2 separate regions of the Homo sapiens genome follow, and region 2 is linked to region 1. The links are chromatin loops, found by intact Hi-C in ENCODE. Cell type or tissue: heart left ventricle. All regions are shown on one strand. Each heading gives the region's core, and the rest is flanking DNA. Links, peaks and the distances in the headings are about the cores only.

The links. Peaks named below come from ENCODE experiments on the same cell type or tissue, not always from the same donor. Only the 100,000 strongest peaks of a DNase experiment are listed, where the experiment ranks them.
Region 2: a loop joins it to region 1, with 2.5 times the contacts of the local background. A loop is called at or near these places in 11 of 110 quality-filtered maps.

Annotation. Positions count from the first base shown.
Region 1 is chr1:203,683,335-203,699,313 of GRCh38, reverse strand. ATP2B4 (ATPase plasma membrane Ca2+ transporting 4) reads right to left here. Exons shown (of 21, transcript NM_001684.5): 2 at 15,916-15,979; 3 at 960-1,157. Among named protein-coding and RNA genes, the nearest start is that of SNORA77, 38 kb to the left of the region's middle. In heart left ventricle, for the core only: a CTCF peak has its summit at 5,891; DNase peaks (open chromatin) are centred at 5,983 and 6,553; H3K4me3 peaks cover 507 bases; H3K27ac peaks cover 2,667 bases.
Region 2 is chr1:203,630,684-203,646,662 of GRCh38, reverse strand. The region is part of intron 1 of ATP2B4 (ATPase plasma membrane Ca2+ transporting 4); the gene reads right to left. Among named protein-coding and RNA genes, the nearest start is that of ATP2B4, 12 kb to the right of the region's middle. In heart left ventricle, for the core only: a CTCF peak has its summit at 7,595; no DNase peak of the experiment used is centred there; H3K27ac peaks cover 4,690 bases.

The DNA.
Region 1 (15,979 bases), core at 2,801-10,800:
GAGGATAGCAGGATTGAGTATTGTCTTATCACTAGTGTAACTATTTATGTTAATCCAAAAGAGGCAAATGACTAAATAGTACAAACTATCAAATTTAGGGAAGTCACATGTAAGGTCACACTTATGGTTCCCAACATGGTCAGGCTTTCACTACTGTTTCCCATCATGCCAGACAATTGGTGGCAGGGGGCACTTTGAGATGTAGGGTTTTGTTGGTTGGATAAGGGTAGAGAATTCCTGGCTGGGGGTGTTGGTTCACACCTGCAATCCCAGCACTCTGGGAGGCCAAGGCAGGCAGATCGCTTGACCCCAGGGGTTTGAGACCAACCTGGGCAACATAGTGAGACCTTGTCTCTATGTTGTAAAAATTATTAAATAGGCCAGGCAAGTGGGTCACGCCTGTAATCCCAGCACTTTAGGAGGCCAAGGCGGGTGGATCACCTGAGGTCAGGAGTTTGATACCAGTCTGGCCAACATGGTAAGGCCCTGTCTCTACTAAAAATACAAAAATTAGCCAGGCGTGATGGCACACGCCTGTAATCCCAGCTACTCAGGAGGCCGAGGCACGAGAATTGCTTGAACCCAGGAGGTTGCAGTGAGCCCAGATTAAGCTGCTGCACCCAGCCTGGGTGACAGAGCAAGATTCCATTAAAATAATAATAATAATAATAATTAATAAATAAATAAAATGTCTTAAAAGGGTAGAGGATTCCTGACATTCCGAAAAAGGATTTAATAGAAGACAGAGGGTGAGGGTGGGGTGGGGAGGAACCCTTGGAATAAGGATGAGTTGGAAGAATAGCTTAGTAGCTACTGCTTGGTTTCCTTTGGAAAGCCCACTCTGGATAATGGGGGAAATGTTTTAAGCTATAACCTGTCAGCCACCAATACTAAGCGCTTGGTGGTGGTGGTGGAAAGAACCCAGATAAGAGTCACGCTGAGCTGTTTAGGACACTCACGTTCATTTTCTTCACCAGCAGGGCGATAAAAGGACAGGACCAGGGAGATGATGGCTGCAATCTCCAGGATGATAAGCGTGACATCTTGAAGAGCTTCCCACACTAATTCTAAGAAAGTCTTGGGCTTTTTGGGGGGGATCACGTTGTGTCCAAACACCTGCCTACGTTTCTCCAGATCTGCAGGGTTCCCAGACAGACCTGAAAAGGAGATAGGAGTGGATGAATGAATGTAGGAAAAAAGGAAAATGATAAAAGGCAGTTTTGAAGTGGCAGTGAGCCATGATCATGTCATTACACTCTAGCCTGGGCAACAGAGAGAGACGCTGTCTCAAAAATAAATAAAATAAAGAGGCCAGGCATGGTATCTCACGTCTGTAATCCTAGCACTTTGGGAGGCCAAGGTGGGTGAATTGCTTATGTTTAGGAGTTCGAGACCAGCCTGGGCAACATGGTGAAACCTTGTCTCCACAAAAAAGACAAAAATTAGCCAGGCATGATGTGGTGCACCTGTAGTCACAGCTACTCAGGAAGCCGAAGTGGGAAGATTGTTTTGACCTCAGGAGTTTGAGGCTGCAGTGAGCAGCAGTGATCACGTCATTGCACTCCAGCCTGGGCAACAAAATGAGACCTTGTCTCTAAAATAAAATAAATAAAAAAGACCCTTTCCTTCCTGATTTGCTCAAGTATGAGATCCAGTTAGAGACAACCATCCTAATCTGCCCAGGACTTAGAGAGGGTGGAACTTTCAGTCTAAAAATGGGCAAAATGAAACTAGTCAGCCATGGGACCACTCACTTATCTTAGTAACAAGTATAAGCTGGATAAATTCTTAACCAGACATAAAATCTTATCTGCTACTGATTGAGTATGCCCCAGGCTCCAGCTCTGAGAACATTAAATATTAAAGTGGTTCTTGGGATTCACATAGAACTTTTATGTCATATTAACAGGTAAATGCTGCAGTGATTTAAAAGCAGAGTGAGCTGCCATCCATTGGCTCACACACAAAGGCCAGGAAGAACAAGCTCCTTGCTCAAGGTCATGCAAGATGGAGGCAGAGCCCACACATGTGTCCTAATTCTAAGATCCAGGAGCTTTAGGGGAGCATCAGGGCAGAGTCTTTAAGACTATAACTTGTGGGCATTCCCTTTAAGCACATGTGCCCCTCTTCTGTCACACACATATACACACCTGTGTGCCTAGGTGTATGCATGTACACACACTCACAGAGGCACAAACACACACCACTGAGAGATACTACCATTCTACTAAGGACTAAGTAGGTACTAAGGGAAGTACTACTACTCAGATTGAATAAAAAGAGAACAAGAAAGGTGGGGCCACAAAGTTTTCAGATGCCACGCAGTACTTGATTAGCAGCATCCTCCCTACCAACATACGTTTGCTTACATACCTGTGTGTACACACACCACATGCCACACACACTATACAGACACATACACACCACAAACCACATACACCACTCACATCACACACCTTATACACAATATACAGACACATACACACCAAACACAAACCACATACACAATACATACCACACAGATATATGACACACACACACACAGAACATGCACCACATACATACCACACCTACTCTCTACGCACTTTCCCAGAGGGACAAGAGATAGGCAGAATTATTCTCAGTGCTTTCCTTATATTTGGGTCCTTTCATGGGTCCCCAGGTGGGGCTACCCTTGAAGGGAAGAGGGGCAATCCTACCATGGTGATTAATGCCAGTTGGTGTTCAAGTTGTTTACACGCTGAGGCAAATTAGTCCTGGTTTTGGCACTGGAAGCTGTTGGTTGCCGGTTTGAAGGGTTTCCCAGAGGCAGGGTAGGGTGACTTTTGTCTTGAAAAAAGGTTAGCAGCTGAGGAGGGTCAGAATCAGAGGAAGGGAACTTCAACTGAGCTTCACAGAGAGAACAAGAAGTGGATGATGGAGGCTGCAGGGACAAAACGGAGGCAAAGGACTTGGATGCCAGAGGCCTTCTTTACACTTTAGTCAATGTGAAGGGCTATTCTGTTGCTGAGGAAGGAATGCAGACGTGGTATACAGGCAAATGTCTACTCTTCACTGAAAATCTTCACTGAATAGAACCCAAGAGTGGGCCGGGCGTGGTGGCTCATGCCTGTAATCCCAGCACTTTGGGAGGCCAAGGTGGGTGTATCACTTGAGGTCAGGAGTTTGAAACCAGCCTGGCCAACACGGTGAAACCTCATCTCTACTAAAAATACAAAAAAATTAGCTGGGTGTGGTGGCGCATGCCTGTAATCCCAGCTACTAGGGAGGCTGAGGCAAGAGAATTGCAATCTGGGAGGCAGAGGTTGCAGTGAGCTGAGATCATGCAACTGCACTCCAGCCTGGGCGAGAGAGAGACTCTGTCTCAAAAAAGAACCCAGGAGTGTTACCTTAAATGTCAAAAGGAGAGATTTGGGTTAGGACCTGAGGAAGACATCTGAACAGATAAAGATTTTGAAAATGGGAAAATAGGTACCCAAGGGAGCATTATTTGCAGAGTTTGGGATGGCCTCCATTTCCCTATCCTATAAAACAAAAAGCATCAGGAGACATACATAAGATACTCATCTGTCTGGGAAGGTAGATGTGGGGGGTGGGAGATGAAAGTGGGGGGGCAGGGGATGAACTAGCATCCACACCTATGCAGTTAGGGGTGTGAGGGCCCTCTTTTGAGACCACATTCACTTGCTAGTGCTTAGGAGAGAGACACAGGGGCTGGTTAGGGAAGTGGTGCCTGATGGCTTATCCAGGGTCTCCTGACTCCCAGTGCCCAAGCACATCACCCTGGCCTCCAGCTTAGGGGCACAGCTGAGCCCCGCAGAGCTGTGAGGTTTGGCCAAACCTCTAGAAGCAAATTGGGTTGCTCCCCAGAGACTCCCTGCCCCACCAGCCTGAGAAGTCAGGTTCCCAGTAGGAGGGAAAGCCAGAGCCTGGGAAAGGAGTGTTCTGGGCAGGGAATCTTTAGCCCCAGACAGGCAGAGGCAGACTTGCCAAAGGGGCAGGGCCTTGCTGGTCCTTTCTCCCCAGGGACCAGAGATGGCAAGGCTGTGCCAAGTTGGGTCTGCTGTGCTGGAGAGCCAGGCTTGCTGGCAGGAGTGCTGGTAATTTGTTAAGCTACCTGGGACGCTTCTCAAAAAAGCAGGATTCACAATGTAAAGGGAGTAGATGCCCTTTCCTTCTTACCAAGGTTTAGTAGATGATTATGAGGGCAAACCAAGACATCAGATATTAAAGATCATAAGGTGCACCCCAATAGCCTAATGAAACCCTCCCTCCCAAAAAGAGGGACATATGAGGGGCAGAGAACAGGGCTACCTGTCCCTCTCTGCTCTCATGCTAATACCCTGTAATCATCTTTGATGCCCAGCCCCCATCTCCTATATCATGTAGTTGAGAAATCCTATCAGCTTCAAAATATATCTAAAGTCCAATCACTTTCCATTTTCACTGTTATCATCCTGGTCTAAACCATCCTCTCTCATCTGGATTATAGCAATCATCTTCTAACTGGTCTCCTTGCCTCCACCCTCCCTCTCCTGTTCTTAGTCTCTTCTCAATGTATTAGCCAGAATGATCTTTTTTAAGATCCAAGGCAGTACATGCGATTCATCTGCTCAAAACCCTCTGGCTTTTACTTAGAGTAAAACTAGGCACCAAGGACTTAATGATGGGCTTCCAGGACCCTTATGACTCCCCCAGCCCCCCAGTCCTTATCTCCTACTAGTTTCTCCATGTTCACTGAGATCTGGCCCAACCAGCCTGCCTGCTGTTCTCTAAACGCACTAGACAGGCATCTACATCAGGGCCTCTGCACAAGCTGTTCCCTCTGCCCAGATTCCTCTTTGTTGGAGAGGGCTCACTTCCTCACCTCCCTCAGGTCTTTGTACAAACATCTTCTTTTTAGTGAGGCCTACCCTGACCACTGTATTTACCTGGCACTCTTGATCCCCCTCATCCTGCTCAATCATTTCCCTCCACAGGTCTTCTCACCTAGCATATAATAGGACACATTCATTTATTGTTTGTCCACCTCCTCCACAAGGGCAGGATTTTTATCTTTGTTCCTCAGGCCTACAGCATTGCCCAGCACATTGTACACACACAAATTTGTAGAATGAACTGAATGAATGAGTGATAACTAAGATTGCTAACATTTAAGTGATTACTATGTGCCAGATGCCTCACCAGGCACATTCATGCCTTCTCATTCAAGCATCACAAACCCCTACCTGGTAGCTACTATTAACCCAATTTGACATAGAAGCAAACTAAGGCCTGGCAGGGGTATGACTACTTGAGCTTATTAAGTGGCAGAGTCTATGCCACCCCACAGAGGGCCACTGGATGCCAACCTAGATACAGAGGACGCTGGGACATGGAGGCAGCTGCACTCAGCTGAGGCTTCAATCTAGTGTGACTAACTTGTCCTGGTTTGCCTAGGACTTGCCAGGTTTTAGCACTGAAGTTTCTGCCTCCTGGGAACCCCGCTCAGTCCCGGGCAAACCGGGATGGTTGGCCACCCTACTTCCTTCACCACGGGGCAGGGTTGCATGCTGCTTTCCTCTGTACCTCTAAGCAAGCCAGCGCTGTTCCCACTGTCTACAATTGGGGTGGATTAGTCCTGTCTTTTTTCTTCCTGGCCTCAGGGATGGTAACATCGCCATCAGGTTCATCAGAGTCCAAACCTATGAATTTTGTACTCAATAAAACCTTTCTTATGGCCTTTTTTGGACCCAAGCAAATGAAGTGACATACACTATGGAAAACATAAAAAGTCAGGGCTTGTTCTTACCTAAATGCTCTCAAAGTCACTTGCTTGCTTCTTTTTTTTGCCATTTTCTACTCATCTATGTGTTCCACCTTAAGTCACCCTGAGCTTGTACAATAGCAACCTTAAGAAGTCAAGTGGCTGTCTCAGTTCCCAGTATGCCCTGCAGCAAGGCGGGGCAGGTCAAGGCTCTTAGCTGTAGTAGCCTTGGGAATCCTCTCTGACATGTGGTGAGGCATGGGAAAGCCATGTGGGACTGGGAGCTCGGCCAATCCCCAGTTTTGGGCTTTCCATTCCAATTCTTTCTGCCCTAGAGAGTCTTTCAGGCCCTGATCTCAGCAGCTGTAATTTCACACAAATACTTGTCCAGCCTGGGAAAAGGCTCTAAAAGGCCCTGATCTCTGCAGTGGTTTCTCAGATGCTCACACAACCTCCTGGAGAGGGGAAGGAAAACTTGGCAGGGAGAGAATGCTGGAAACACAGGAAAAGGGTTTCCCCTAGAAATTCCTCAGGAAACTGAGGGGAAATCTTGTCCTCAAGAACATGAGAGAGAAAGCCCCACCCAGAGTGGGAGTACTTCTGGCCCTATGAACCAGACTGAACACATGAGCTGGGAGAGGCAAAGAGAATGTTTAGCTGTGAAGTCATCACCCCCACCCCATGCTGGGGAGGTGCACGGCCCCTGCCCAGGCTGGGTGGGAACATAGAATAAACAGCAGTGGAATATTTGTGTCTGCCATGAGTGTGCAGGACCTAGGGCCTGGGAGGAGAAATGCAGCCCAACCCTCAGTGGCTTAGCTCCAGCAGGGAAGGGCCAACGACATCGGCAGAGGCACTACTTATCAGAACCAGCTCAGCCCCAGAAAGGGTGGGGCTAGGGTAGACATCAGGAGGGACTTCCCAGCTGTCTGAGTTATGACACCTTGCCAAAGGAGGCAGCAGAATCTTCTCCCACTCATATAGTACCAGGGAGAATTTTCTCTGGGTTGATTTGAAGGCTGTCCTCTTTTGGAACTTGAGAAGGACAGACAGCAGAATACCTTTTAAGTCCTTCCTTAAAAGGATTTGGGTTTTGTTTGGTGGCTCATGCCTGTAATCCCAGAATTTTGGGAGGCCAAGGTGGGAGGATAGCTTGAGCTCAGGAGTTCGAGACCAGCCGGGGCAATACGGAAAGATTCTGTCTCTACAAATAATAAAAAAAATTAGCTGGACATGATGGCGTGTGCCTGTGGTCCCAGCTACTCAGGAGGTTGAGGCAGGAGGATGGCCTCAGCCCAGGAGGTTGAGGCTACAGTAAGCCGTGATTTTGCCACTACATTCCAGCCTGGGCAACAGAGCAAGACCCTGTCTCAAAAAAAGAAAAAAAAGGCCGGGTGTGGTGGCTCACGCCTGCAATCCCAGCACTTTGGGAGGCCGAGGCGGGCGGATCATGAGGTCAGGAGATCGAGACCATCCTGGCTAACACAGTGAAACCCCGTCTCTACTAAAAATACAAAAATTAGCTGGGTGTGGTGGCGGGCGCCTGTAGTCCCAGCTACTCGGGAGGCTGAGGCAGGAGAATGGTGTGAACACGGGAGGCGGAGCTTGCAGTGAGCTGAGATTGCGCCACTGCACTCCAGCCTGGGCAACAGAGCCAGACTCCATCTCAAAAAAAAAAAGTTAAAATTAATTTTAAAAAACCCCAACAACCCTGGATTTGGGGACTGAGGGGGAGGAGTAACTTAAAATCAAAATAGGGCCATGCAAGATCTAGCCATCTCTGGCTAATAACCGAATGCTACTCTTCCGAGTATACAGCAGTTTCCCTGCTTCAGCACCTCCAGTTTAATACACGCATGGCTTGGAGATTTGCTCCCTATCTGCTAGACTTCCAGCTCCTAGAGATAAAGCAGTTGATTCAAGGTCACAGCCAGAGGATGATGAACTTGGAGAACAATGCTTCTTTTCTCATTCTGGTCAGCAAAACCCTTCCCAAGGTGGGCCGCTTCCTCAGGGCATGCTTCCCTTTATCCCGCCCCCTGCTCTTGGCCTTTTTTTGAAAACAGCAACTGTGGCCCAGGGAAAAAAGTCTCCCTAGAGCTCTCTAGTTAGCTTTCTGCTCTGCCACTCTGCCACCTTCTGTACTTCATGAATGTGCTTCCATCTGGTGTCATATTCCCACCTTGGAGCTAAATAATAAGAATGAAAGCCCCACTTTCGGTAGATGCAGTATCTGCTTCACCCAAGGAGGGAATGCTATTTTTCTTCCCAACAGCTAATGGTCCAATGTAAGCCAAGAATGAGAAGGTTAAAAACCAAATCAGACCCCCAAAAAACTTGCAACAGTTGCTGCTGAGTTGTCAAAGGAATGGAGCATAAAGGGCTCCAGGAGAGAAAGCAGGAAGGGGAAGCCTCCTGCTTCCAGGTTGGGGAAGCCTTAGCTACTCTCCTCGTGAAGATCCCTCTGACCCCAGCTGGACAGCATTATGACAGTGAACCCAGAAGCCCAGCTCTAGGCAAGGAGGGCTAAGTAGAAAAGAACTGGCAGAGCCTGGGCTGGGCTAGGAAGAGAGAACCCACAGCCTACAAGAAGCCTAATTCAGCCCTAGGCATGAAACTCAAACCAGACAGGGAATTCCTAGGATGCAAAGTGGAGTTCCCTGTGGTGGGGGATGGGGAGGGGCAGAGGGAGGACACTTTTGGCTTGAGTCCTTCTCACATCGTGAATTAGTTAGTGCTAATCCATCTGCCCAAAATTTGGTAGGCAGAGTGGACCACAGAATGTTAATCTCTGAGGCCATGCCCAGATCACTGTTATTAGGGTCACTTATTTGCCATCCTTAGTAGAGTTGGGGCAAGAGATGATGGCTACAGGGCAGAGGGCACAAAGAAAGAGGAAAATAGAGGTTATGCTTCTAACCTCAAGTGGAGGAGCTCCTAAAAATTGATATTCCAGAACAGACTATAAGCTCTAAAGATAGGGAAGAAAAATCTCAAAGAACCCAGTTGCCCATCTTCCTCTCACATCTGTTCCATCCCATCTTCACTCACCTAGTCCTCCACATCCCCCTAACGCCACCGTGCTTTAGAGCAGCGGTCTCTAAGCGGGGGGCATGCATCCATCTGTTAGAGTGAGGAAAATATATGTTTGCCTATCTTATTATGTAAATAAAAGTGTTAGATGTATTAATAGTAAGGCAATAGTCTTGTAGGTGAACATTTACTTGGGATATGTACTCAATTTTTTCCAGATTGACAATACTACTAGAAATTTCAATCTGCTACACCGAGGAAGAGCCCAATCCCAGTACATCTCAGCTTGTAGCAAAATGGACAATTCCTGGTAAAACATGCCACTGCCCTCAAAAGGCACAGTGACGGGAACACAGTTAAGCCCCAGAGATCTTAAGGTGATAGACGTTCATCTAAATCCTCAAGCTAATAAAACAAAATTGTAATTTGGGTTGGCCGTCTTAAAACACATTTTTTTTCCCGCCTGCCACTTACTCCCCAAGGAATCTCAGCTCCCTAAACCTAGTAACTACCCAGTAATTAAGGAAGGCAAAAATGCTGGCATCTTATGCCAGGAATATTCAGCAGGTGGTAGCAATGATCATAGAGCGTGGCCATGCTAGAGCTTCACTGGGTAATCCCTAAATGATACAGGTGTGCTGTCTCCAGCTCTAAGCCCCCTTCCCCTCCCCTGCAATGCCTTCAGCTTAGGTCCCTACACTGTGTTCCCATAGACGCTGCTCTTCCTCATCGAAGCCCTATGGCAAGATTTCTGAAATTGCCTTCATTCATATGCATCTTCTTTTAGCCTGTAAGCTCTATGGAAGGAGGCACTGCACCTGTCATGTTCACCCTTGTGTCCCTAGCACCTAGCAGTTTTTAAGTATTAGTTGAATGTTGTTGAAAAAGAATTGGAGGCCCTCAATATCTCACTGTCACGCCTTCAACTCTGCAGAGGAGAAAAGAAGTAGAAGGGTACAGAAGGAACATAAAACAGAAAGTTCCACCAACAATCTTTTAGATCCAAATTCAACCAAAATAGCCTTCAGCCTTTTGAAAGAAGGCCTACAGTTAATAATTTGCTGTTTATTCAAGGCTCCCCTTGTTTCCCATTCTGTTCTGGGCCCAGACCTTGCCTCCAAGGGCTGGCCTAACTCTTCCTCAGAAAACACCATTCTTCCTCCTAAAAAGGATAGCGTAGCTAAGGACCAATGTGCAAAATTCTACAGGGAAAAAAGAACACGTATAACCTCTACCTAGGCCGCCAGGACCATCCCTTTTTCCTTCACACAAAAGGGTATTGAGACTAAGGAAAATACCTCTTCCTTCTTCCCCTTAAGCCACAGGTAATTTTCATCCCAGATTCACAAAAAGCTTCTTCCACTCACGAGGCCATGAGACTCCACAGGAAACCACACAGAAGGTAAAAGGCTATCTTCTAGCCTATACCAACCAAACTGCTCTGTTCTTTGGGGATTGGAAAGATTGGTTGAGGTGGGAATGGGACAGGGAAAGAAGAGACAATAAAAGGAGGGGGAAAAAACTGGAATGGGGAACGAAGCAAGCAAACAAGAAGGATTCCATTGTGCAAAATGCTCAGATTGTCCCTCCTGATAAACCCAAGGCAACACAGCTTGCCCAGGAGCTCCAGTCTCACCCCTGCATCTTTGCTTTTGTTTATATACAGACATAAAGACTGAAATCTTTAGTTACTTTGATGTAAACATGTATTCTCTTTTATGTCTCCCCCACCCTTTCTTGTTGCCCTAAATTTTCTTCTCTTTTTGGCTCATGCTCTCAGCCTTATTTCTGGTTGTTGCTGAAGGCCATGTAGCTAAACATCTCCAAGCCTTCTTAAGTCTAACCAACTCTTGGCCACTGGGGCAACTCCTCTTACTCTAACTAGCTAATGTATACTCAAGGAACACAAGCCAGTATCAAAACATTGGGCTGAGGCTGCGCATGAGGGCTCATGCCTGTAATCCTAGCACTTTGGGGGGCCAAGGTGGGCAGATCGCTTGAGGCCAGGAGTTCAGGACCACCCTGGGCAACATGGAGAGACCCTGTCTCTACAAAAAAAAATACAAAAATTAGCTGGGCGTGGTGGTGCACACCTGTAGTCCCAGTTAACCAGGAGGCTAAGGTGGGAGGACTGCTTGAGCCTGGTAAGTGGAGGTTGCAGTGAGCCATGATTTCACCACTGCACTCCAGCCTCGGTGACAGAGCAAGACCCTGTTTCAAAAATAAAATTGAAAACAACAACAAAAAAACATTGGGTCAGTGGCGGCTCATGCCTGTAATCCCAGCACTTCGGGAGGCTGAGGTAGAGGTGGCAAAACCCCATCTCCACCAAAAAATACAAAAATTAACCCGGCATGGTGGCGCGCATCTGTGGTCCCAGCTACTTGGAAGGCTGAGGCAGGAGGATCAGTTGAGCCTGGGAGGCGGAGGTTGCAGTGAGCCGAGATCATGCCACTGCACTCCAGCCTGGGTGACAGAGTGAGAATCCATCCCAAAATAATAATAATAATAATAATAATAATAATAATAATAATAATAATCTCTTTCTCTCTCCCTCTCTCCAGGCTAAAGGGTTTAAATGACCTAAGTTCTTACCACCAGGTAGAATGGGATGGAATATTTCATGCCTTCTGACTTATACTCCATTAATGCTCTAAATGCTTCTTATGCTAGAGCAGTCTCACAGAGTATCTTAGCTAAAGCACAGATAGTGCTGGGACTACATGCATGAGCTACTGCGGCCAGCCAAAAGAGATAATTAAGTCCCACCTGCCTTTAGAATTGTGTAAATCTATGATAATAAAACCATGTTAGTATCAGAAATGTAATAAACTTCAAGTTCCATAAGCCCCCTTAAAAGCTATGGTTTAAAAAAAAATTCTGTCAATCTATACTAAAGATGCTATCAGTCCATAGAAAATAAAGGAAAAGGGTTATATTTTAGGAAACAATATCTCTGATCTTCACTTTCACCTTGGTTTCCAGCTAGCAGAATTCAAGCACCAGGTACATTTCTTTATTCTTATTATTGGTCCACTGGGACCTCCCACAATGACAAAATTCTCCTAGGCTGTCAGGCTGTGTGGCCTTCCATGAACAGGCTGGCTTTTTATAGGATGAGCATATTGGGGATCTTTTGTCTGCCTACCCTAACTAAACAGGTGAGCATTACCCTTGCCTGGGTAGATACTCCTATGTCTTAGCTGTTCTATATCTTCTTTTCTTTTCTTTTTTTTCTTTCTTTCTTCCTTTCTTTTCTTTCTTTTCTTTCTTTTTCTTTCTTATTTTTTTCTCCTTTTCTTATCTCTTTATTCTTCTTACACACTAGGACGTCACTGTTGGTACTGGGGACTAAAAATTACTAATGGAAAGGTTGTTTTCCAACACCGTCTCCCCAGTTCCAGAACAAGCCCTATGGTAACTCTTACATTACTACAAACTGGTGAGGCAGAAGAACTGCTTGAGTCCAGGAGTTTGAGACCAGTCTGGGCAACAGAGCAAGACCCCATCTCTCATAAAGAAAAAAAAAAAAAAAAAAAAGGCCAGATGCCATGGCTCACGCCTGTAATCCCAGCACTTTGGTAGGCCGAGGTGGATGGATCACCTGAGGTCAGGAGTTCGAGACCAGCCTGGCCAACATGATGAAACCCCGTCTCTACTAAAAATACAAAAAACTAGCTGGGAGTGGTGGCGTGCACCTGTAATCCTAGCTACTTGGGAGTCTGAAGCAGGAGAATTGCTTGAACCCAGGAGGCGGAGGTTGTAGTGAGCCAATATCGCGCCATTACACTCCAGCTTGGGCAACAAAAGCAAAACTCCTTCTAAAAAAAAAAAAAAAAAAAAAAAAAAGAAAGAAAAGAAAGAAAAACACCAGGACACATATTTGTGATCTAAGGAAGCAGTACATGGCAGTAGAAAATTGTGCCAGTGTTAGGAGTCCTAGGCTACAGGCATGGCCAGGGGCTGTAACGAGGGAAGCACTTGCCATTGGAAGGGGCTGAAACCAGGACTGGGAAAGGATCCAAGAGCATTAGCTATGTCTATAACATTTGATATCCAATGTTGACAGAAAGTAGAATATATGTTGGCCTTTGGGAAAGGAAGCTCTCTGGGAATCAGAAAGTAAACAGTGGCAGCTCTGGGAAGGGATCTGGAAAATTGGAGGAAAGCCTGAATCCTGCTGTCAGGAGTTCTCTAGGTTCCAGCTTCTTTGGACTCCCGAGTTCCTGTTTGTGAGACAGACAGCTGACCAGAGGGATCAAGAACAGCATAGGAAGGGAAAAAGAAAGATCCTGTTTAAATTCTGATGGGTGTTTGTAAAGTACTGCATAATCTCAGTGAAGATATAATTAAGAACAGACCCTCAGCAGTCAGTACGGCTGTAAAAGTGACTGAATAAAGAAATCTAGCTGGCAAGAAGTAGACAGAGCCCAAAGGGGTATGATTAAGGACTACCATTAGAAGGCAAAGACTGAGCCACATGAAAGCAATTAGATATTGCCACCTTACCCAGGGTTTTTTTTTTTTTTGTGATTAAGAAGTGAGCAAATGAAATGGACAGTAGTTGCAGTTACACACACAGTAACCTCTCCAGATAGGACAAAACATTGCACTCCATAGGCACCCATGTTCTGGCAAGTATCTACAGATGCATGGACTCTGTTTTAATCTGAGAAAACTAATCTATTGAACACCTAATTATAAGTATGAGCACTGTATATGTATTATTTAATCTCAGTAACTCTATGGGCTAGGTGTTATTAACATTATTTTCAAAGAAGAAACAGACTCAGGGAGGCTGAGTAAACTGTAGAGGGCTACTTAGTTAGTAAATGGTGGAGCTATCATTTGAACTCAAAGCCTATGAGATAGGAAACCAAATTCTAGAAGTAAAGAAAACAGGTAGGGAAGCTCCCTTAGGTTGTAAAGAAAATAAGACATAAACTAGGTATAGATATCTATGTAAAACTCTCTTTCTCTTTTTTCATCCTAAAGAGTCTAGGCTCCAAGTCACTAACTTATAATACAGCACTGGCAAAGGGTAACAACTTCTTAGAATTGGTGAGAAATATGCTGTGGCCTCTGAGGAAGATTCAGAAATAGGAGACCACATGAGACTGAAAGCCCCTAATGGACAAGATCTTTGCTCCATCTCATGCTACTCAACCATGAACTGCCAGATGTATAGGGCCAAGTAAGAATCTGCTACAGAGATGCTAAAACCAGACTAAAGTGAAAAAGCAAGTTTCCTTTTGTTCTTTCTACATTTTGATGAGGCAAAATTTCATAATACCATGGCACACTGGGCAACTGGGCTGGGCCAAAGCCTGAAGCTGAATTTTTCATTATCTTTTAAGTTTTTTTAGCTTTTAAGAAGAGATTAAGGCCGGGCGCAGTGGCTCATACCTGTAATCCCAGCACTTTGGGAGGTTGAGGTGAGCGGATCACCTGAGGTCAGGAGTTTGAGACCAGTGTGGTCAAAATGGTGAAACTCCATCTCTACTAAAAATACAAAATTAGCCACATGCCTGTAACCCCAGCTACTCAGGAGGCTGAAGCAGGATAATTGCTTGAATCCAGGAGGTGGAGGTTGCAGTGAGCCAAGATTGCACCATTGCACTCCAGCCTGCCTGGGCAACAAGAGTGAGACTCCTTCTCAAAACAAAAAAACCAAAAAAACAAAAAACAAAACAAACAAAAAAGATTAAGGAGAACTACATTAAAAGTGTATCCAGCAGAGTTGAAAAAAAATCACTTATAATTCCCTGACACAAAACAGTGAGTGATCCAAAGATATGATGGGTACAGTTATATACCTTGTGATTTAGCATCCCATTTCCTTTTTTTTTTCTTTTTATTTAAAATAGAGGCTGGGCGTGGTGGCTTATGCCTGTAAGCCTCCTCATCCCAACACTTTGGGAGGCCAAGGCAGGCAGATCACCTGAGGTCAGGAGTTCGAGACCAGCCTGACCCACAGGGTGAAATCCCATCTCTACTAAAATACAAAAAATTAGCTGGGCGTGGTGGTGCACACACCTGTAGTCCCAACTGCCTAGGAGGCTGAGGCATGAGAATTGCTTGAACCTGGGAGGCGGAGGTTGCAGTTAGCTAAGATCATTCCACTGCACTCCAGCCTGGGTGACACAGCAAGACTCTGTCTCCAAAAAAAAAAAAAAAAAAATAGAGATGGGGTGTTATTATGTCACCCAGGCTGGTCTGGAACTCCTGGGCTCAAGTGATCCTCTCACCTCAGCCTGCCAAAATGCTGGGATTAGAGATGTGAGCCACCCACCTGCTTGGCCTATCATCCCATTTCTAACAGTATACAATAGAGAAGTGCTCAATTGGGCAGCTGGACTTATTCACTTTTTTGTACCCTTCCTTCCTCCATTCATTAAACTGTAAGATCAGTGTAGGGAAGAATTAAATTATTTTATAATCAGACATATAGAAGAACAGACTTGATTATTTACTGACAACAACATTTATAACATAAACATTTTAAAAATAAATATCCTCCTTTCTGGACACTGATACAGAAAAAGGAGAAAAGAGGGGTCAGGAGCAGTGGCTCACTGTGCCTGTAATCCCAACACTTTGGGAGGCCAAGGTGGAAGAATCACTTAAGTCCAGGAGTTTGAGATGAGTCTAGGCAAGATACTGAGACCTCAACTCTACAAAAAAATCTAAAAAGCTAGCTGGGTGTGATGGCACACACCTGTGGTCCTAGCTACCCAGCAGACTGAGGTAGGAAGATGGCTTCAGCCCAGGAGGTTGAGGCTGCAGTGAGCCATGATCACGCCACTGCACTCCAGCCTGGGTAAAAGAGCAGGACCCTGTCTCACCAAAAAAAAAAAAAAAAAAAAAAGAAACAAAAGAAGAAGAAAGAAAGAAAAGAAAAAGGAGAAAAGAATAATCTTTAGAGAATAGCACACTTTCTAAACATCATCTCTGGGAAAGATACAGTTCTTCATGGCCTGCCCTCCTTTCAGTGCTTCAGATGCCATACCTTTCCCACCAGACAAAAATATACCAGCTGGGCCTCCAGAAATGTGCCTTCTCTAGAAGCTGGGAAAACAATATTTTGAAACACTAGCCACCTTCCTCCAACTCCCCACCCCTGATATGGCCTTTACCTTCCACAGGGGAGGTTTTCAGTCTACTGCAGAGATTCTGTACACCTCCATAGTGGACATTAAT
Region 2 (15,979 bases), core at 2,657-10,656, 53 kb after region 1:
GCCTCCCAAGTAGCTGGGATTACAGGTATGTGCCACCACGCCTGGCTAATTTTTGTGTTTTTAGCAGAGATGGAGTTTCATCATGTTAACCAGGCTGGTCTTGAACACTGACCTCAGGTGATCCACCCACCTTGGCCTCCCAAGGTGCTGGGATTACAGGCGTGAGCCACTGTGCCTGGTCGACTGTTTTTTTATTTTTATATTTTTTATTTTTTAGAGATGGGTTCTCATTATATCGCCCAAGATGGATTCAAACTCCTGGACTCAAGCAATTCTTCTGCCTCAACCTCTCAAAGTGCTGGACTACAGACACGTGCCACTGCACCCTTGGACTCTGAAGTTTGAGAGCCATGGTTTGAATTCCACAACCACCACTTGGTAGCTGTGGGAACTTGGATAAAAGTATTTTATCTCTTGAGCCTTACTTTCTTTTTTTGAAAGGGAAGATAGGAATGACTCCTTCCTTATTAGGATTGTCATGAGGAGGGAATGAGGTCATGCAGTTTTAGCATGTGTCTTGGTGCCTGAAATATAGTAAGTGCTCAGTATATGTGAGATCCTTTTTACATATTACTTTTATACTCTGGAAAAAAAGTAAATATTCTTAAAAAATAACCACCTGGCTAAAAATTTGCCATTTGGATTAAAGTACACCGAGAAAACAACAAAAGCCCTCCTCGAAACGTGGTGTCTCTAAAAGTGGCTGAAACAAGAATGATCATACGATAAGGTAGGGTTTAACTATGTCAACGTTCCTATGAAAAGGCAATATACGGCCGGGCACGGTGGCTCACGCCTGTAATCCCAGCAATTTGGGAGGCTGAGGCAGATGGATCACGAGGTCAGGAGTTCAAGACCATCCTGACCAAGATGGTGGAACCCTGTCTCTACTAAAAATACAAAAATTAGCCGGGCACAGTGGCAGGCACTTGTAATTCCAGCTACTTGGGAGGCTGAGGCAGGAGAATCGCTTGAACCCAGGAGGCGGAGTTGCAGTGAGCCGAGATTATGCCACTGCATTCCAGCCTGGGTGACAGAGTAAGATTCCATCTCCAGAAAAAAAAAAAAAAAAGAAAGAAAAGGGAGTATAAGCTGGGAAGGGTGTTGAATGAGGAGTGATGACTGTGATAAATGCAAAGCTGATGAAAGAAAATATAGATGCTTTTTAAATGAAAAACAAAACAAAATAAAAAAACCCCTCACAAAACTAGGTAGATTAGATCACAGAATAATGGACCAAGCTATAAAGCAACTAGCAGAAGAAAAGCATATAACTCAGAAAGTAGGGAGAGTCTGTGAGTTGGGTAAACAGGAATGCTCTGTCTGGCTAGGGCATTAGAGAGGCAGTGTTGCCTAGGGCCCAGGCAGGATGACAGGGGCTGAGTCAGAAACAGCCCTGGGTTAAACTGGGGCGGAAGTTAGACCCCATTTAGACAAGGGACTTTGGGGATTGGAACTATGGATTTGGCCAGCCTGGGGAGCTCTGAAACACAACTGTTTATAGCACTAGGTGCAGGAGATAAGCTGAGCAAGTTAGGAGAATGTACACTTCACTAATCTGAATATAGCTGAGAGCCTGGATCTCCTGACATTGTTGTTAAGCAGTGTGGCCTTCCAATAGCCTGACCTGTTTTGTGCCAGTGACACTAGAGGATGTTGGACACCACAAAGAAGTAAAAAGAGAATCACCACCATTACCAGGATTCCAAATGCAGTCCAGACCTCCTCTCCACCTTGGCATAGTGGCCACATAGAGTCATACAGAGCGGGGCTGCAGGGAGCCGCACAAGCTCCCAGCATGAGTTTGAAGAGGGAGAGTGAAAGGTGGAGCTTCCTTAGATAAGGGCTCAATAATTCTAGGAGACCAATTCCTAAGCCAAGTCTCCTGGGGAACTGGCCATTGTTTCAACTCCGGTCACCAACTTCCTAGGAAGATGTCACCAGTCTCTGTCACTGAAGCCCAGCTGAGCAAGACAGCAGTGAGATCTTACTTTTAAATGTTGGTACCCAACTATAATTAATCTGCAGCATTGTTTGGGTAGGAGGAAGCAGAGAATGTTAGAGTTGAAACATCCTAGAAGTACATTTAGCCCTAACTCTTCATTTTACATCTGAACAAATTGAAGCCCAGAAAGGTTCAGTGATTTCCCAAAAGTGACAGAACAACTTAAGTGGCTCAAGTTCCAGGTTTCCCAACTTCCAGTCTGGAACTCACTTCTCTAGACCACCCTGCCTGTCATTAGGAAGGCTTTGCAATTATTCAGGCATGAGATGATGAGGTTTTGAGCAGGGAGGGTGGCCCTGGGAAGGAAGAAGGTAAAGTTCACTGTGGTCTGTTTGTTTAGAGAAAATTTTCTATTTGTTTATATCCATCCATCCATCCAAGCATTCTTTTTTTTTTTTTTTTTTTTTTAAGATGGAGTCTTGCTCTGCTGCCCAGGCTGGAGTGCCATGGCATGATCTCGGCTTACTGCCACCTCTGCCTCCAGGGTTCAAGCAATTCTCCTGCCTCAGTCTCCTGAGTAGCTGAGACTATAGGCACTTGCCACAACATCTGGCTGATTTTTGTACTTTTAGTAGAGATGGGTTTTCATCATGTTGGCCAAGCTGGCCTCGAACCCCTAATGTTAGGTGATCCACCCTCCTCGGCCTCCCAAAGTGCTGAGATTACAAACATGAGCCACCACACCCGGCCCATCTATCCGTTCTTTACTGATCCTCATTCTATGAGCCAAAGACTGTGCTAAACACCGAGTATATAGGAATGACTAAAGCATCACTCTCCTTTCAAGTAGCTTGCAGGCTGATGAGTGGGCTCAGTGAAAACGCTGCAGCCAAAACCAACAAGTCGCTGCATCTCAGAAACCATGCTGCCATAAGCCTGTTCACATGAACTCTCAGCTAATATTCACACCCTTGTCTGCAAGTCACTGCATCTGAAACCATCTCCCATCATTGGATGCCATCCCTGAGAAACTGGGAGGGGACCAGAGAATTCCCCCTGTTCCAAGAGAGCCTGGAGCACTTAAGTGATCTATAGGAAGCAGGAGCAAGAACTGCACTTAATGCCAAGCCCCTTCCAGCCAGGAAAGGCAAGTTCTGGTTCACGCATTATCTTGGCTAAGCTGCCACTTCTTGCCAGCTAAAGTCTCTGCGTGGGTGTGTGCTGGGAAAAGCAGGGGAGATTCCAGCCTGAGACTCTCTTGCTTGTTTATCCAGGGGCAGCTCAATTCCAGTGCAGCTGACAGTTGATCTGGGTGACCAAATAGTGATAGCACCCTTGGGCTACAGCTTCTACAAAAACAAGTAGTGTTGTCACCCAGTCTGACTCCCTCCATCAACAAGAGATTTCCCAGCATTGACTTCTACAGCCGCTACTCCCAGGGGAGGAATGCAGGGCACGAGTAAACAAGGTGAGGTGGTTGCAGCTCTCTACCCTCCACTCTGCCTTATTTCACCAGGACTCTTCTTGCTCAAATATCAAGCAAAGCCCTAGAGCTGGCACCAAGAGGGTAACCTGTCTCATGGAAATGATGGAGCCCCTGCATGCCCTTTGATGGAGAGTTGCAGGAGGCTGGGGCCTCTGGGCCTTTCGCTACGGGGAGACAGTGGGCTATGACCCTTTTATAAATGTACTGAGCCCAAAGGTTAGCAGGGAGCAGGTGGGCAGGCTGGTGCCAGGCTCCATGGAAAAGGAAGGGAGAAATGGAGGGACAAGATAGGAAAAATTAAAATTCGATGACTACCCTGGCTCATAGTAGTGAGCCAGGCACTCAGAACATGTATCACTCTTCATTTGTGTGTGTTCATATTTTCCAGAGGAAATTGAGTCTGAGAGCCTAAATAATTTGTCCACGGTCACACAGCTGGCCAGCCAGACTTGAATCCAGTTCCATCAGACTCCCTCAAATCTGCACTTTTATATAACACCACCTGCTGGGATTGGAAGGCCAACTAGGTGATTTAGGACACAGGGCATTTTTATACAGAAAGGCACAGGAATGGATTCAGGATTTGGTAAGCTCTGACCCCCGGGGCTGAAAACCCAGTGGAAATTAGCATTCTTTGCTATATCAATATAAGACTTCAGCATCCTGTTTCCTAGTCCCAGTAAATGGATTTTCCAGTGTTAAGGAAATCTCTTTTCATCTGCTCCTCTTACAGGGCTAAATGGCTTAGGTCAGAAATACAAACAGAAAACACAGATAAATCCAGGGTCATACTTTCTTTCAGACTTTTCTATATTGCTCCTAATGTCCCCCATCAAAGCAGACTGTGAGGCCAGGTGCAGTGTTTCACGCCTGTAATCCCAGCACTTTGGGAGGCAGAGGCAGGTGGATTGCTTGAGCCCAGAAGTTTGAGACCAGCCTGAGCAACATAGCAAGACCCATTTCTAAAAAAAATTTTTTTTTAATTTGCTGGGTGTGGTGGTGCACACCTGTAGTCCCAGCTACTCAGGAGGTTGAGTTGGGAGGATCCCTTGAGCCCAGGAGTTGGAGGCTACAGAGAGCCATGATGACACCATTACACTCCAGCCTGGGCGAAAAAGTGAGATCCTGTCTCTAAAAACAAAAAACAAAACAAAAACAAAACACAGTAGGCTGTGGGGGTTAGGGACCAGAAGCACGCCCAGAGGGTTACCCCACTGTTCTCAGTGGCCCACTGTCTGAGTCATTTTTCCCTCTGACATTGGGAAGCCTAGGAATACAAAAGTTACCAAAGCAAAATCCACTAAATAACTTTTTATTGAGTACTTACTATGTGCCAAATACTGTTCTGGGCACTTGGGATATATCAATGAGCAAGGCGAAGACCATTGCTCTCATGGAGCTTATCTTCCAGGAGAGTAAATAACCTTTTTTTGTGTATTAGAAGGGCCGTGAGCTTTGGTGTCAGGCCTGGGTCACATATCAGCCCCAACCCTAATGAGCCAGATGATCTCTGGGCAAGCTATTTAACTCACGGAGTGTTAGCTTTCTTATCTGTAAAATGGGAACCATAGCATGTTGTAAGAGTGTAGTAAGGATTACAGATAATGTATATTAATCGGCTGGCACAAAGCAGGGTTCAAAAATGGTTAGTACTATTTTTCCAGTCCCAGCTGAATCCACAGATTCTGGGACAACTCGCATGCCCTCTTATTTAGGGGCTTCAACCAGAGCATTATCTTTAAGATATCCTAGAGAGAGTCTGGTGTGGTGAAGAATGTAGTTGGGTTGAATCAACCTAAAGCCAATGAATTTTCCCTCTAGAAATGTCTGCTCCCACCCCTAGACCTGATGAAAAAGATAGGCCTGATTAGTCTCCCTCCCCTGCCACAAGCCACAGATCACTGGAGTGCAGAGGACATCAGATCTAAGCTGGAATCAGCATCTGTTGGCGTTTGGACTGAGAGACCGAGTTAATTTACTTCGGAGAGCTAAGTGGGAAGGCCACATGGACTGACAGATGGAACCTACTGCCTGGTTCACCCACAATGGGTCCTGTGCTTGTGGATGAAAGAGCAGGAGCCCATCTGTGAAGAAGAGAGTGCTACAGCTCCAGGATGTAGGTGTGGCTCACAGAGGGGCTACACTTCCCACACCTAAGTTCTGTGCTATTTCCCTGTAATGGCCTAATAAAGCTCCCTTTTACTTTTGCTTCTCTGAGTAGGCTTCTATTCTCACAACCAGATGATCTCCAAGAAAAAGCCTGTACCTGTCTCAGAAGGTGGTTGTTGTGACATAATTTGGAAGCATCTGGCATTTAGTCGACATTCAATAAATGCTGTTGAAACTTCCCATGTTCTTGTCAACCAGTCAGTCACTCAGCCATGGAAAGAGGAAATCTATAAATGGGCTAAACTAAGGGTGCATCTTAGCCTTATGGTTTATGAACATCTTTATCATGTGGAAAATGAAGACAATGCTAATATCGACCTCACTGTTCACTGAGAATATTAAATGAGATGATTCAAGTTTAATACCTATCACATAAATAATAAATGTTAGCTCGATTATTACTTCTACCAATGTCATTGTTATTTAAGATGTGACAAGAGCAGGGTGCAGTGGCTCACACCTCTAATCCCAGCACTCTGGGGGGCCAAGGTGGGCAGATTGCTTGAGACCAGGAGTTTGAGACCAGCCTGGGCAACATGGCGAAACCCCACCTCTACTAAAAATTCAAAAAAAAAAAATTAGCTGGGCATGGTGGCACGCACTTGTAGTCCCAGTTACAAGGGAGGCTGAGGTGGGAGAATCACCTGATCCTAGGAAGTTGAGGTTGCAGTGAGCCATGATTGTGCCACTGTACTCCAGCCTGGGCGATGGGAGTGAAACCCTGTCTCAAAAAAGGATGCAACAAGTGTTTTAGATCTTGATCTAAGCAAGGAGGGAGGATGCAGTGAGAGCAGGAGTGGGAACACACAGAGAACAGGAGGATGTTCTTGGGAGTGGGGTCAAGGGGTTGGGCAGTCAAGAGAAGGAACTGAGATGAAGAGTGGGGAATAGGAAGAGGGGGTCACCGGAATAATAAGCTTTACGTATATCTAGCACTTTAATGTTTATGGGATGCTTTTACCTACAATACCTTATTTGTCTGTCATAACACTCTATGGGGTAAGTAATGAAAGGCGATATTATACAAACTTTAAAGAGGGCAAAACTCAGGCTAGGTGCAGATGTGTACAGCATGTACCAACTGAAGCTAAATCCACTCCTTTATCCTTTATACCACATTGCCTCTGAAAATAGGGATTAAGAGGCTGAAATGAGAGGTAAAGACTGGAGGAGGAACTGGAGGGCTTCTCTGGAGAGGTATTGTTCTATTTCTCAGTACCATTTGGATTCCTCTGGGCATCCCAGCAACAGAACATCTCCACCCCATCAGAGGCAGAGGCTCCGGATATAAGCAGGGGATGGTAAAGTCAGGTAACACTGGGAGGCCAACCGAGCGGCTGAATAAACCAGGCTGGACCCACACCCAGCTTCGGCACCATGCCCTGGTCCAGGAGAAGGCTTTCTTCAGCAAAGGACAAGCGCAAGCCCTTTACCATTCAGGCCATGGTCTCACTGCTAACACCAGGGGCTGCCCTGCAATGATATCTAAGGCCCCTACCAGCTCAGTTGTGCGTCGGGTCTAGATCTTACCTCCCTGAAGTCAAGGGTTAAATGTGCTCTCCAGGGAAACAGATGCAAACTCCCTAGAGCACTACCAACAAGCGGGGCTTGCTGTGAGTCCCCAGGCTTGGGACAATCATCCCTGAGCTTAACATCAGTGATGCTGAGCCCTTCCTTTGCCTCCCGGATACCACTTCTTCCCAAACCCTTAACATAGTGCTTGGCATATGGTCTGTGCTCGCTTCATGTTTGTTGGATAAATAAATGGATAAGTGAACAAGCAAATGAATGACAGATTGGCTCTGGCAATCAAATCAGCCTGTGCTGTCACATTATGGTGGCCCCGCCCTCTTGACTCTTAGATCCCAAATCAGAGCTCAGCAGCCAACCTGACTTAGTCAGCTGCTAAGGAAGGATGGAGTTAATAGTGCTTCCCCTCCTTCCCCTCTGCACTTCCTCTGACCTTTTGGAGGAGGCACACCCTGAGGAAAGCGTAGGGCCAAGAATACCCCGGCAGGAGGAGATCTCTGCACACCTCTTCCCAGGACTTCTGCTTCCCCTCTCAATTACTCTGCCTCTCTCAGCTCAAGGCCCAGTGTGCGAGGAGGAGCCATGGAGGGGACTGTTAGGAGCTGCACGGTGATACGGGCAGTGCCAAATACTTCTTTGCATTTTCTGTGTGCTAATGACCTTAATTGTTAATAATAACAGCAACAGTAACAATCATGCCACCAGCACCTTTATGGTTTCTAGAATCTGTCTTCCAAACTGCTCCTAGCACATGACCTCACATCAACCTTGGAGGGACGGGGATAGTTCTCTCTGCCATGTGGGTAGAGACATTGGGAACCAGGGAAGTTTGGTGTTGATCTGGTCACACAGTGTTGCAGTGATGGGGTCGAGGTCCCAGTCTTGGAGTGGGGAGAACTAGGCTGTACCCCCACCTCTGCCTCAAACTAACCCAGTGTCTTTGGGCAAGTCTCGAGGTGCCAGTTCTCTGTCCATCTCAAATGCTCTGTCTCAGTAAAATGAGCCTGGTGACAAGCCCAAAGCCTGGTGACCGTCCTCCCCTGTACAAGGTCAGAAAGCTCCTGGAATGGATGCTTGCTGCTTGCTGTGCCTGTCCTTGCATCCTAACAGATGTCGTACGAGTGCTCCCCACAAAGAAGGCTGTAATATGGACAGCAGGGAGAAAACATCAAAAAATCATCCTAATGGTCCATAAGTGCCAGGAAAGCAGACAGGTGGCAGGCCGCTGCTGAGGCCAGATGCCATCCTGCCCACAGTACCGGTACTGGCTCAGACAAAGGCTGGAGGCCTTCCAGCGAGTGGGATCAGACAGCCTCCCTCACCTGCCAGAGTATCCGATTCTCCAGGATGCTCTGAGTGTCCTCAGTCGGGTGGTAGCAGCACACCCCTTCCTCCCCATCTCCCCTCCCCTCCTCCATCAAATCTGTCCTTTCTCTTTAAAATCCTGTTTGGCAATCACCTCCTCCATGAATAATTTCCAGTTGAGCCCTGCCAAATTCTAGTCTCCCCATTCCCACTAAGACCCCTTCAGCCCCCAGCCATCCTATTAGCAGTTACCAGCCATCACTAGGTCATGTGTCCCTGCACCAGATGAGATTTCAAGTGTGTGTTCCCGCTCTTGTATCCCACTAGACAGAGGATGAATAGGGCCAGTATTTCCATTTCCTCCTTTCTTAAATTTTCCTCCGTCTTCAGCTCCCAAGATAGGAAGCAGGGCATTTGGGACACAAGAAAAGCAGACTATAGATGGATGATACATTCCTCTCTACCTTGGGCAGCTTCCCTGGCCAGTTGCCAGGAAGGCTAATGCTAGAATCTCAACCAGAGTCCAAACAAGGGCTCTGCCAACATGTCTACCTCTAGGGCTGAAAGTCTGGATTGGCAAGGAGGGTAAGCTGGCCTAGCAGCTGGCAACTTTGCCTGAATTTCTAATCCAACCCACAGCTCAGATGAAAACCTAATCTCTGCAGCTCACAACACTGACTGTAATGCCACTGACATTATTCCAGTGTCGAATAATATTGTTAGGTGAGCTACATGAAATTGCCTTTGTAGGTCAAAAGTGGTTGTATATTGGCTTTTTTTTTTTTTTTTTTTGAGACAGAGTCTTGCTCTGTCACCCAGGCTGGAGTGCAGTGGTGCGATCTCGGCTCACTGCAGGCTCCGCCCCCCCCCGGGGGTTCACGCCATTCTCCTGCCTCAGCCTCCCCAGTAGCTGGGACTACAGGCGCCTGCCACCTCGCCCGGCTAATTTTTTCTATTTTTAGTAGAGACGGGGCTTCACCGTGTTAGCCAGGATGGTTTCAATCTCCTGACCTCGTGATCCGCCTGCCTCGGCCTTCCAAAGTGCTGGGATTACAGGCGTGAGCCACCGCACCCAGCCGTATATTGGCATTTTCATATGGTTCAATATAATAACTTTTGGGGGGATTATGTGCCCTAGGAAACTTTGTGAAAGTTTGAATTTCTCTACCTCTAGCTAATATTCCTTAGTTTCTGGCCTAGGACATAGCAGAATTACGGCCTTGGAAGGTACTTCCTAATTGAAGTTCCCGGCAGGTGGAGGTGGGAAATCTTAGAACCTGTTCTACTCCCAAACATCAATGGTGGCAGTTCAAAGCCATATGCTTTTTGGCCTCTTTTCCCCTGGTCATCCTGGGCAGAAGGATGGGACTTGGCTGCAAATTGTTACATTGTGCTAGACTCTATCTGTGATAAAAGAGTTTGGTTTGGGCATTGAGAGTTTTACTCCTTTGTCTTCTATAGAAGAGGAGGGTCTTGAATCAGGAATGTCTGTATGTCCAAACTTGGTTTCATGTAACAGTGCAGTTGATGAAGGCCCAGAGATATCCCCTGCTTCAATCAAGGTTACACAGCAGACAAGAGTCCAGATTACCAGTTTTCTGACTCCCAGTCCCGTGCTCTTCTGGCAAGCCTGGCAGCCCACTAGAACAAACTCCTCCCTGTCTGCCCCCTTCCAACTTCCTGGCTCCCGCTCTTTCAGGCTCCCTCACCAACACAGAAGGGGAATTGACTAAAGGATTAATAGCCGTCACCTACATGAGCCTACGTAAAAAGAGCCCTGAGTCATGTAGGGCCTAGCCCCAGGGTTTCCAGGAGAAGAGAGGGAGAAAAAGAGAGAGAGAAGCCATCCTGGAAACTCAATCTCTCTCCAGAGCGACGATCAGGATGGGGAGGCGGGGGTGGGTAGCACAATGATTTGGGTCAATGACAGGACAGCCAGGTGTGCTGCCCTTGCCAAGGGAGTGCCTAGAAGGCCTTGCTTAGCTCAGGCATGAAGGCTCCAGGCAGGCACTGCTTGCTGGTTTCTTTCAGAATCACCTAATTAGAGAATTCTAAGGGACACTAAAGGTTTGGTCAGCAACAATCTCTGGGCTGTTTGGTGAATTTCTTCTCTTACAGCCTGGGACCTGTCTCCTCAAAAGTTAGGTGGGTGACTCTGGAAGCCCTCAGTCCCCAGGTTCCCTCAGCTGGCCCCATGGCATGGTGGGAGAATGCCTGTCATCCTACCTCCCTTTGTGGCCCACTCATCAGGGCCCAGGTGCTCCTGTCTGGACAGGAGAGGCTGTGGGTGGGGAGCAGTGAGGGTGGGAAGGTAGGCTTCCTAAAGGACCTTACTTTCTTAGAAGATCCCTCTGTGTGCTCCATGGGGACTCTCAGCACCCAAGAGCTTAGAAAAGACACTCCTATTGGTCAGGAGTTTTGCAGATAAAGTGAGAAGAAACCAGGAATCTAGGAGTGCCTCTGGCATGGACTTCTCTCTCTGGCTAAGTATTTGGAAAAATTTCAAACCTGAAAGGTTGAAAAAAATAGCACAATAAACAACTGCAGACCCTTTACTTAGTTTCACCTTTTTTTTTTGAGACAGGGTCTCACTCTGTCAACAGGCTGGAGTATAGTTTCATGATCACGGCTCACTGCAGCCTCAAGTTATCCTCCTGCCTCAGCCTGCTGAGTAGCTAGGACTACAGACAGGTGCACAGCCTCCATGCCCAGCTAATTTTTTATTTTGTAGAGGTGGAGTCTTCCTATGTCATCCATCTCTACAAAAAAACAAAACAACAATAACAACAAAAAAATTAGCCAGCCATGGTGGCATGCACCTGCTCCAGTTACTTGGGAGGCTGAGGTCGGAGGATTGCTTGAACCTGGGAGTTTGAGGCTGCAGTGAGCTATGACTGCACCACTGCACCCCAGTCTGGGTGACAGAACAAGGCCCTGTTTCAAAAATAAATGGGGGCTGAGTGTGATAGCTCAAACCTGCAATCCCAGCACTTTGGGAGGCTGAGGAGGGTGGATCACCTGAGGTTGGGAGTTTGAGACCAGCCTGACCAACATGGAGAAACCTCGTCTCTACTAAAAATACAAAATTAGCCGGGTGTAGTGGTACATGCCTGTAATCCCAGCTACTCAGGAGGCTGAGGCAGGAGAATCGTTTGAAATCAGGAGGCGGAGGTTGCGGTGAGCTGAGTTTGCAGCATTGCACTCCAGCCTGGGCAACAAGAGCAAAACTCCATCTCAAAAAATAATAAATAAATAAATAAATGGGGCCGGGTGCGGTGGTTCATGCCTGTAATCCCCGCACTTTGGGAAGCTGAAGCAGGTGGATTGCTTGAGCCCAGGATTTCGAGCCCAATCTGGACAACACGGTGAAACCCCGTCTCTACAAAAAATATGAAAATTAGCCAGGCATGATAGCATGCGCCTGTAGTCCTAGGTACTTGGGAGGCTGAGGTGGGAGGATAGCTTGAGCCCAGGAGATCAAGGCTGCTGTGAGTTGTGATTGTGCCACTGCACTCCAGCTGGATGATAAAGCAAGACCCGGTCTCAAAAACAAACAAACAAACAAAGAGATGCATTTCTGTTGCTTAAGCCACCCAGTCTATGATGTTGTTTTAGCAGCCCAAACTAAGATATGCTAAGACCAATCTTTCACCCAGTGGTTTTAGTATCCATTAAACGCTAGACTAAATCAGCTATTATAGTAGAGGCTGCAAACTGGTCAATTTAAAGTTCCAGTCTGGCACTGTGTCTCACCCATTATCCTGGTGCTTTGGGAGGCTGAGGCAAGAGGATCGCTTGAGCCTAGGAGTTCAAGGCTATGGGCCACTGCACTCCAACATGGCTGACAGAGTGAGACCCTATCTCTAAAAATAGGTAGGTAAATAAAGATAATGTTGGCTAAAAGATGCAAAGTTTCAGTAGACAGAAGGAATGTTTCTGAGATTTACTGCACTACATGGTGACTATAGTTAATGTAATGCATGTTTCAGAATTGCTAAGAGAGATTTTAAATGTTTACACTACAAAAACAACGATAAATGTGTGAGGTGATGGATATGTTGATAGTTTGACTTAATCGTTCCGTAATGTATGCATATATCAAAACATCACATTACACCCCATACATATATGAAACTAGTATTTTTCTATTAAAATTAAATTTAAAAAAATTTTTTTTGAGACGGAGTTTCACTCTTCTTGCCCAGGCTGGAGTGCAATAGTGTGATCTTGGCTCACTGCAACCTCCGCCTCCCAGGTTCAAGCGATTCTCCTGCCTCAGCCTCCCGAGTAGCTGGGATTATAGGCATGCACTACCACGCCCGGCTAATTTTGTATTTTTAGTAGAGACGGGGTTTCTCCATATTGGTCAGGCTAGTCTAAAACTCCCGACCTCAGGTGATCTACCCACCTCAGCCTCACATAAAATTAAATTTAAAGAAAAATCTTGTCATTACTACTAGATTTTATTAGTTGGCATTTACTTTATTTATTTATTTATTTATTTATTTATTTATCTGATATGGAGTCTCGCTCTGTCTCCCACTGGAAGTGCAGTGGCACAATCTTGGCTTACTGCAACCTCTGCCTCCTGAGTTCAATCGATTTCCGGCTAATTTTTATATTTTTAGTAGAGACAGGGTTTCACCATGTTGGCCAGGCTGGTCTCAAACTCCTGACCTCAAGTAATCCACCTGCCTGGGCTTCCCAAAGTGCTGGGATTACAGGTATGAGCCACTGCGCCCAACTGGCATTTACTTTTTAATTTTTTGAGACTGAGTCTTGCTTTATCACCCATTCTAGAGTGCAGTGTCATGATCAGAGCTCATGGGAGCCTCAAACGCCTGGGCTCCAGCGATCCTCCTGCCCTGGCCTCCCAGTGTGGTAGGATTACAGAGTGAGGCCTTGTGTCTGGCCTCGTTGGCATTTCTGTTCAGAGTTTTCCCTCCCTGCTCCTCCCTGTCCATGTCAACTGTCAAAATAGACTCAAGGAATTTTTAATATTCAATGTGTTACAATCTATTACCATTATCCTTTGGAATGCTTAATGTGTTTCACCTCTGGTTGGCGGGAGACCCTTTAAGCCAGCTCCTGTGACAACATGTCATGACATGAGCATGCTCTAGTTTCTGGCACAACACAGTTCACTTATACTTTCCCAGTCTCAGACTTGAAATTAGTCATTTTTTCAAGGAGCACTGTTCCTTACAACCTCCCCCGTGGGAAGTTGTACTTAGAAATAAAAATCCAGGTACTAGGTGTGTTCCTTTCCACAGTCCTTTCAGTGGACAGACCCACAAGATATACAAAAAAACCCCGAAAGATTCTTTTTCCCCTTCCCCCATTCCATACTTATATCTCTCTTTTTCCATAGTGAGACCCTGATTTCCAGAAATATCACCATAGTTACTCATTTCATCTATCATACAATAAACGAAACAGTTTCCAATTTATGACACAAATACCACAACCAATAACATGTCTACAAAGTAAAGGTCAAGATTTCTTTGTAGGTGGTTTTTTTTTTTTTTTTTACTTAAAATATGAATATAGAATCAGGGAATGAAGGTTAAAAAGTACTTAAATTAGGCCAGGCGTGGTGGCTCACGCCTGTAATCCCAGCACTTTGGGAGGCTGAGGTGGGCGGATCATGAGGTCGGGAGATCGAAACCATCCTGGCTAACATGGTGAAACCCTGTCTCTACTAAAAATACAAAAAATTAGCCGGGCGTGGTGGCAGGCGCCTGTAGTCCCAGCTACTCAGGAAGATAAGGCAGGAGAATGGCGTGAACCCGGGCGGCAGAGCTTGCAGTGAGCCGAGATCCCACCACCGCACTCCAGCCTGGGCAACAGAGCGAGACTCTGTCTCAAAAAAAAAAAAATTTCTTACTTCTCCTGCTTTCTTATCCCAAAGGTGGCATACTATATACTGTACTATGTCTTGGTTTTTTCACTTAATAATATATCCTAACAATCATGTCATATAAGTTCACAGGGCTCCTAGTCATTCTTTTTTTTTTCTTTTTGGCTACCTAGGATTCTATTGTATGGACTGTACCATTGTTTGTTTAACCATTTTTTAAAGAATGGGCATTTGGATAGTTTCCAATGATTTCCTATTGTAAATATGCCTTTAAAAACCACCTTGTGGCTGGGCTTGGTGGCTCACACCTATAATCCCAGCTCAGGCAGGTAGATTGCCTGAGCTCAGGAGTTTGAGACCAGCCTGGGCAACACGGTGAAACCCCATCTCTATTAAAATACAAAAAATTAGCCGGTGTGGTGGCTAGCACTTGTAATCCCAGCTACTCACGAGGCTGAGACAGGAGAATTGCTTGAACCCGGAAGGCAGAGCTTACAGTGAGCTGAGATCGCGCCGCTGCACTCCAGCCTGGGCGACAGAGCGAGACTCTGTCTCAAAAAACAAACAAACAAACAAACAAAAATCACCTTGTACGTAGCTTTCCATATTTGTGAATGAGCACCTTCTGGATAAATTCCTAGACGTAGGATTGCTGGGTAAATGTGTACGTAGCTTTGTTAGATATTGCTAACTTCCCGGGCTCAATACTAACAGCCCGTCTTACCCCTGGGACTCCCAGCGCCCAGCACGGAGCCTGGGATGTTAGATGGGCTGTTAGTATTGAGGGTATACTACTTGTTTGTATTCCTGGCATTGATTTCGCAACCTAGGTAGACCTTGCCATGAGGTGTTCTAAGCTAAGACTTTCCTTGAACCTAGCTGAGAGTCCCTGACCTTCCTACCAATAAACGCACTGCTCCAAACTCCCTTTGCCACACCCCAAGTGAAGTGGCAGAAAGGCAAGAGGAAGGGGGTCTTAGTAATCCCATCCCAGTTCATCTTCCCTGAGTTGTCCCAGGGATTTGTGCATGAAACTTGGGAAACTAGAGCAGAGGTGAGTAATGAGGCTGAGGATCTTAGGCAGAGAGGAACTGGGGTGAGGAAAGGTAGAAATGGGGGCTCTGCCCCTTGGCACCTATGTTCTCAATCCTTTCCTTTCCTTTGGCCTCTCCACTATCCTTCACACATAGACTGCCTCTCAAGCCTCTTCCCTGACCCAGAGCCCTTGGCTCTGGTCCTCACTAGATCCTGCCTGGTTTCCCTCCTCAACTCAAGTTCATGTAGGCTGAACACAGAGGACTGGCTTAAGGTAGAGGCAGAAATAGAAAGTCCCTGTCATTTCTGTTTTAACATGTACAGAGGAAATAAGTCAGTGGAACAAGAATGGCTCACACAAGGGAAAGAGGAAAGAGGACACAAGGAGAGATACTGGCAGAGGAAGCCAAGGGCAAAACATTCCACACAAGCATTTTGGACTCCAGCCCCAGGGCCTGCTCTAATCCTATGACCTGCAGAAAAGGGGACATGAGTGGAGAAAGGTTGTCATCCCAGTCTGACAAGGCAGAGGCCTTGCTTTTCTCATCCCTCTTTCCTTCTCACCCCTACCCACCAAATACCCACTGGGATGACAGGAATCAATGCTTATCTGAGAAGCAGGGAACTGGGCTGGGTAGGGAGCCTTGTC